Regions from separate parts of the Homo sapiens genome. Here region 2 is linked to region 1. Evidence: read pairs that join two places in POLR2A ChIA-PET (ENCODE). Cell type or tissue: PC-9. All regions are shown on one strand. Each heading gives the region's core, and the rest is flanking DNA. Links, peaks and the distances in the headings are about the cores only.

Evidence for each region. Peaks named below come from ENCODE experiments on the same cell type or tissue, not always from the same donor. Only the 100,000 strongest peaks of a DNase experiment are listed, where the experiment ranks them.
Region 2: POLR2A ChIA-PET joins it to region 1 with 43 read pairs; 11 of 35 experiments call an interaction of 5 or more read pairs at or near these places.

Annotation. Positions count from the first base shown.
Region 1 is chr2:85,323,946-85,326,851 of GRCh38, reverse strand. It overlaps TGOLN2 (trans-golgi network protein 2), which reads left to right. Exons shown (of 4, transcript NM_006464.4): 2 at 1-344; 3 at 1,854-1,937. Among named protein-coding and RNA genes, the nearest start is that of TGOLN2, 2.6 kb to the left of the region's middle. RefSeq lists an enhancer at 91-260. In PC-9, for the core only: no CTCF peak of the experiment used is centred there; a DNase peak (open chromatin) is centred at 1,671; H3K4me3 peaks cover 2,032 bases; H3K27ac peaks cover 948 bases.
Region 2 is chr2:85,444,283-85,447,188 of GRCh38, reverse strand. No RefSeq gene overlaps it. Among named protein-coding and RNA genes, the nearest start is that of SH2D6, 27 kb to the right of the region's middle. RefSeq lists enhancers at 1-397, 398-1,047. In PC-9, for the core only: no CTCF peak of the experiment used is centred there; a DNase peak (open chromatin) is centred at 1,098; H3K27ac peaks cover 1,997 bases.

The DNA of each region.
Region 1 (2,906 bases), core at 201-2,700:
TCAAAACCGAATCTGGGGAGGAAACTGACCTCATTTCTCCCCCGCAGGAGGAAGTTAAGTCTTCAGAGCCTACTGAGGATGTGGAGCCCAAAGAGGCTGAAGATGATGATACAGGACCCGAGGAGGGCTCACCGCCCAAAGAAGAGAAAGAAAAGATGTCCGGTTCTGCCTCCAGTGAGAACCGTGAAGGGACACTTTCGGATTCCACGGGTAGCGAGAAGGATGACCTTTATCCGAACGGTTCTGGAAATGGCAGCGCGGAGAGCAGCCACTTCTTTGCATATCTGGTGACTGCAGCCATTCTTGTGGCTGTCCTCTATATCGCTCATCACAACAAGCGGAAGGTAAGTCGACAGCGGCCTTCCGGAGGGGAGTGGGGTTTCCAGCACCCTGGAAGCTTGGGTGTGGGTGGGTATCCCGTCACTAGATGCCCGTGAGCACTGGGGACTTTAAAACAAACTTCAGTTTTTTCCTCAGGCCCTATTAGGCCTCTTTACTCTTGTTTTGTTAATCGTGTTTTCATCCTGTCACCTGTTTACTCTGAGTGTCCTCTGCTACTGCATTAGGAGCCAAGTTAGGACATTATTAGGATCTGACCTGACTTGGAATCTCCTCCCATAACTTTGCACTTAGGTCCTTCACAGCCTCAGAGGACCTGAGTACTTGACAGTTAAAGCACGTACCTTCCATCCTATTTCCCTTCTTGAGACGATATGTCATTTCTAGCTTCCTTTCCCAACATTCTCTCTTCCATCAGCAGTGGCACAAAGAATGGTTTCAATTACTGCGTCTTCGATACCAGGACCAAAGAGCCCAGGGACTTCTGCAATTAATAATAATTAGAAGAAAGCCCAGAAATTGCACAGACACGTACACCTGTTACTTTTTCATCAGGGTTTGGTCTGTTTATTAGCAACCACTCTAATGACAAAATGATTGCATTTCATATTGAGCCCCCAACATTTAGAAGCTAGTTTCTGTAACCTGCTTAAAATTGGAGAGTCCAATTCTGGCCATAAGGCCTATGGCTATAAAGAATAAAGGGGAAGACCTTTAGTAAAAATGTGCATTCCTGGCCCGGTGCAGTGGCTCCTGCCTCTAATCCCAGCACTTTGGGAGGCCGAGGCAGGAGGATCGCTTGAGCCCAGGAGTCCGAGACCAGCCTGGCCAACATAGCAAGACCTCGTCTCTACATATAATAAAAAAATTAGCCAGATGTGGTGGTGGACGTGTGTGGTCCCAGCTACTCAGGAGGCTGAAGTGGGAGGATGGCTTGACTGTGGGAGGTCGAGGCTTCAGTGAGCCATGATCACGCCATTGCACTCCAGCCCGGGTGACAGAGTGAGACCTTGCCTCTAAGAAAAAAAAAAAGTGTATTTCTTATTCTATGTCCAAGTGTCCATTATGCAGGGTAACCTTAGTCATGAAATGAGATTGATAAAGAATGTAGTTGATGTAGCATCGTGGGGTGAAAAAGTACATTTGTAGATAGGAAATTCTGATTATGACTTTTTTTAAAGGAATGTCCTATATCCTAGATATCTCTAGGAAGGAGTTGATAGATCTTTGACTGTGTACCTTTGAATAAATCAAACAGACTTCCTCCCACACGCTAGAGCTCAGACAGCCTTCTATTTGTTATTTCCTATTAAGCAATACAAAGGATTCTGATGTAATTAGGCTCTGTCTTTCTTAAAATGGTTATAGTTTAAATAGACCTCTGTGAGTGTACTGCTCTTTCTACAGTCAGGGTCATTAACAAATATGCTACCAGGTGACTGCCTCTGAGTTCAGAGACTGAACTATGTCATTACAGAGCCACCTGTTAATCATTTTCTTTTTCCTTTCCTCAGATCATTGCTTTTGTCCTGGAAGGAAAAAGATCTAAAGTCACCCGGCGGCCAAAGGCCAGTGACTACCAACGTTTGGACCAGAAGGTAAGGAAGGAGGAGCCAGGTCCATGGGAGGGATAGGAGGGATAGGCAACGTCAGATGGACCCAGTAGTGGGCTTGCATTTGCCATGAAGCAGCAGTGGCTGATTCTGGGGATGCGGTTGCTGTTGCTGTTGCATTCGCCCTTTTTAGACAACAAACTAGAAACATCTAGATACACATATCTGTGACGTTAGAGCTAGCAGAGACCTTGGAATACTCTACAGCAGCTACCTCCCTTCACAGATGAGGAAATAGGCCCACGCAGAAACACTCTTTTTTTTTTTTTTCCGCTAAGTTTCTACTGCAAGTTAGTGGCAAACTCAGGACCTGATAGCAACTCCCTAGTCTCCCAGTCCTGAGCTTTCTGCATTCTGCCAGCGCTCCATAAACTTTAATAGGCATTTGAATCACCTTGGGGAATTTTGATAAAAAGCATTATCTGATTCATTAGATGTGGGGTGGAGCCTATATTTCTACATTCTTTTTTTTTTTTTTGGAGATGGAGTTTTGCTCTTGTTGCCCAGGCTGGAGTACAATGGTGCAATCTCGGCTCACTACAACCTCTGCTGCCTGGGTTCAAGCGATTCTTCTGCCTCAGCCTCCCGAGTAGCTAGGATTACAGGCGCCACCACCACGTCCAGCTAATTTTGTATTTTTAGTAGAGATGGGTTTCTCCATGTTGGTCAGGCTGGTCTCGAACTCCCAACCTCAGGTGATCCGCCCGCCTCGACCTCCCAAAGTGCTGAGATTACAGGCATAAGCCACCGTGCCTGGCCTGTGTCTACATTCTTAGGAAGTTCCCAGGTGAAACCAAATGCCACTGGATCCACACTTTGTGTGGTAAAGTGCTAGACTGTGCTCCCTGGAAACACGAGCCTGGAAGCACATAGGCCTCCAACTCCCCACATCAGCCTGGCTTAAGCACCGTAGGCTGGAGTTCCTGAGTACAGCCAATCCATTCCTCTGTCAGA
Region 2 (2,906 bases), core at 125-2,624, 120 kb before region 1:
CCTCAGCCTGTCTCCAGTCCCTCCCAGACAGCTGTGGCTCTGGCATGCAACTACCCTAAATCCACAAGTCCTGGTCTCCCAGCCTCCTACATCTACCACTGCCCATGGGAAACACTGTTCTCTGCTCCCTGTCCCAGCTGGTGTCCTGTGACAGTCGAGCATGTGGCAGGAAGCCTGCCTCCTGCTCAGTGCGTGTGTATGGGGCAGGACTAAAGTAGCAGGAGGATATGGGAAGACCCTGTGGTGTGACTCCTGGTGCTGCCACTTCAGCTCCCTGGGCCTCAGTTTCTCCACCTAGGGCCTCCCTACGTTGCAGCATCGTCACTAGGATCCCTCAAAACACTAATCGCAAGAGCACTTTGTAAGATGAGGCATGCATTTGATATGCGTCGAGTTATTATTTGTCACATTCTCATTACAGAGCTCTTAGTAAGTAGATGCTGAATGAATCCTGGTCCTGAGCTGATGACACCTGAGGGCTGTTGAAGAGTGACAGGCCCCAGCCTTCCTACATTGGGCCTGCATGTCCAGTAAAAGGGGAGAGCCAGAGGAGGAAAGTCCATCTTCTCACGGGATAAGAAGGTCTGGAGACTTCCCAGGGGCTGTCTGACCTCTCCCGGAAGAGGAAGTGGGCTGGTGTGGACAGACCCTGAGGGGCAGAGCCCGCAGGGAGCCCTGCCCCTCTATTCCACTGCAGAGGTCCCTGGAGGCGGGGCTGTGGTCCCCGCACTGCTCTTAGGCTGCCCATGCAGAGGTGCGGGGTTGACTCAGAGATGCTCAGAAATGACCTGGAAATGGAGGGTCTGAGGAGCTCCAGGCTGCCCCGTTCCTCCTTGCCACCCTCTCCCTGATAGCAACAGGCAAGGCCAGGAGGCTTCTGGGAACCTGCTGCCTAATTCCCACCCCATCCCCCAAGCAAGGCCTGCTTCCAGATCCTTAGGTGGCCCTCCTACGCTTTCAGAAGGAATAGAGCTGGACCCTAGGAGGCTGAGGCAGAGGGGGCATGAACAGATGCATTTTCAAGGGCATACCAGGTGCAAGAGGCTCTGGGTGCTGGGGACAGGCTGAGCTCACCCACCCCTGGCCTTGCATCAGCTGCAGGGCTGGCTGCCAGGCCCTGGGAATTAGGCAGCAGGCTCCCAGGAGCCTCCCAGCCTTGTCTGTTGTTATCAGGAAGAGGGTGGCAAGGAGGAGCAGGCCAGCCTGGAGCTCCTCAGCCCCTCCATTTCCAGGTCACCCAGCTGTCCCAGCTCCCAGCTTCCCAGGCAGTGAACATTCTGTGCAATCAAGGGCAGGCACAGCCTAGGGCCTGGGAGATCACCCAGCCTGCCCAAGGCCTCTTTGCTGGAAGCCTTCCTAAGTTTGTGGACATCTCCCAGGCTGATCTGGGAACTGTGGGGCTGGTTTCTCTCTGGCCATGACATCACTGCTTTAAAAACAATCTTCCAGCTGGGTGCAGTGCCTCATGCCTGTAATCCCAACACTTTGGGAGGCCAAGGCAAGAGGATTGCTTGAGGCCAAGAAGTTCGAGACCCACCTGAACAACATAGTGAGATTCTGTCTCTACAAAATATTTAAAAAACAACCAGACATGGTGGTGTGCCCTATAGTCTCAGCTACTCAAGAAGCTGAGGCAGGAGGATTGCTTGAGCCAGGAGTTCAAGGCTGTAGTGAGTCATGATTGCAGTACTGCACTCTGGTCTGGGCAAGAGAAACCTCGTCTCTAAAAAATTAAATATAAAAATGAGCCCCCAGCAACAGCTGCAGGTGCCGCAGATGCAAGCTGACAGTGTATGAGAGAGGCTTCCAAAGTGGCCATGGATTATTGCCATTGCATCTCAGGGCTGAAGGTGACAGGAGGTTCGCAGGTGAGACACCTGGCTCAGTTGTTCTCCCTGGGACCCAGCCCCAGTGTTTGGAATTGCCTGGTACCTTCTTTATCTCCGGATCCTCTTGGGGTGCAAAAGTGGATGTACCCTGGGAAGAAAAGTGTGTTCTGAGCATGAGGGCTGCTATCTGGGATGTCCTGAGAGCAGAGCTGAGGTCTACAGGCAAAGGAAGGGAGACCGGAGAAGGGACTGGAGCAGAAAGCAGGCGGGGGAGCAGGAACACGGGCTCATGGGAGCCTGGGGCCCTTGTCCTGGTCAGTCCTAACTTAGTGCTCTGGCCTCGGTTTCCCAATCTCTCTTCCTTGATTCCTTCCCACAGGCAGGACTTTCCCTTAGCTGAGGAGCTGCTAGAGGAAAAATGGAGTTACCCTCTCCCCTCCATTCACAGACTGCTCTCCCCTCCGTGGGCCTTAATTTCCTCATCTATAATGTGAGGAGACAGGACAAGGCAGTCTCAGAGCCCAGCAGCTCAGATGTCCTAGGAATCTATGCTATTATGACTCAGCCAGAACCTCCCTCTCTTTCAATGCTCTTTCCCCACCCAGCCCCTACCCTGGTGCCTGTTGTGCTTTTGCTCCTCATCTCCCACCTTCTGTCCCTCCAACTTCCCGGCTGCATGGAAGCTGGGCAAATCCACATTAGAATGTCTGAAACCCATGTTTGACTTTTATCCACTGTATCTCCTGGGAATCCAGAGTGCATGGTGGAGGGGCACTTCTCCCCAGAGGACACTTAGGAGGGCACACCTGGTGGAGCTAAGTAGAAGGGCTGGTGGGGGGCATCGGGGAGAGGGTGCTGGGGTGAGTAGGGTGGGAGTTGGGAGGCAGCCCAGGCTGTGAGAGAGGCATAGTCCCAGGCAGTAGGAATACTGGAGTTGGAAAGGCCCTTAGGGATCCTTGAGGCCAACCACCCTGCCCGTCTCACCCCATTTTAAAGATGAGTAAACTGAGGCCCAGCAAAATCAAGTGACTTGAAAGAATATATATACACACATATATATGCGTATATATGTGTGTG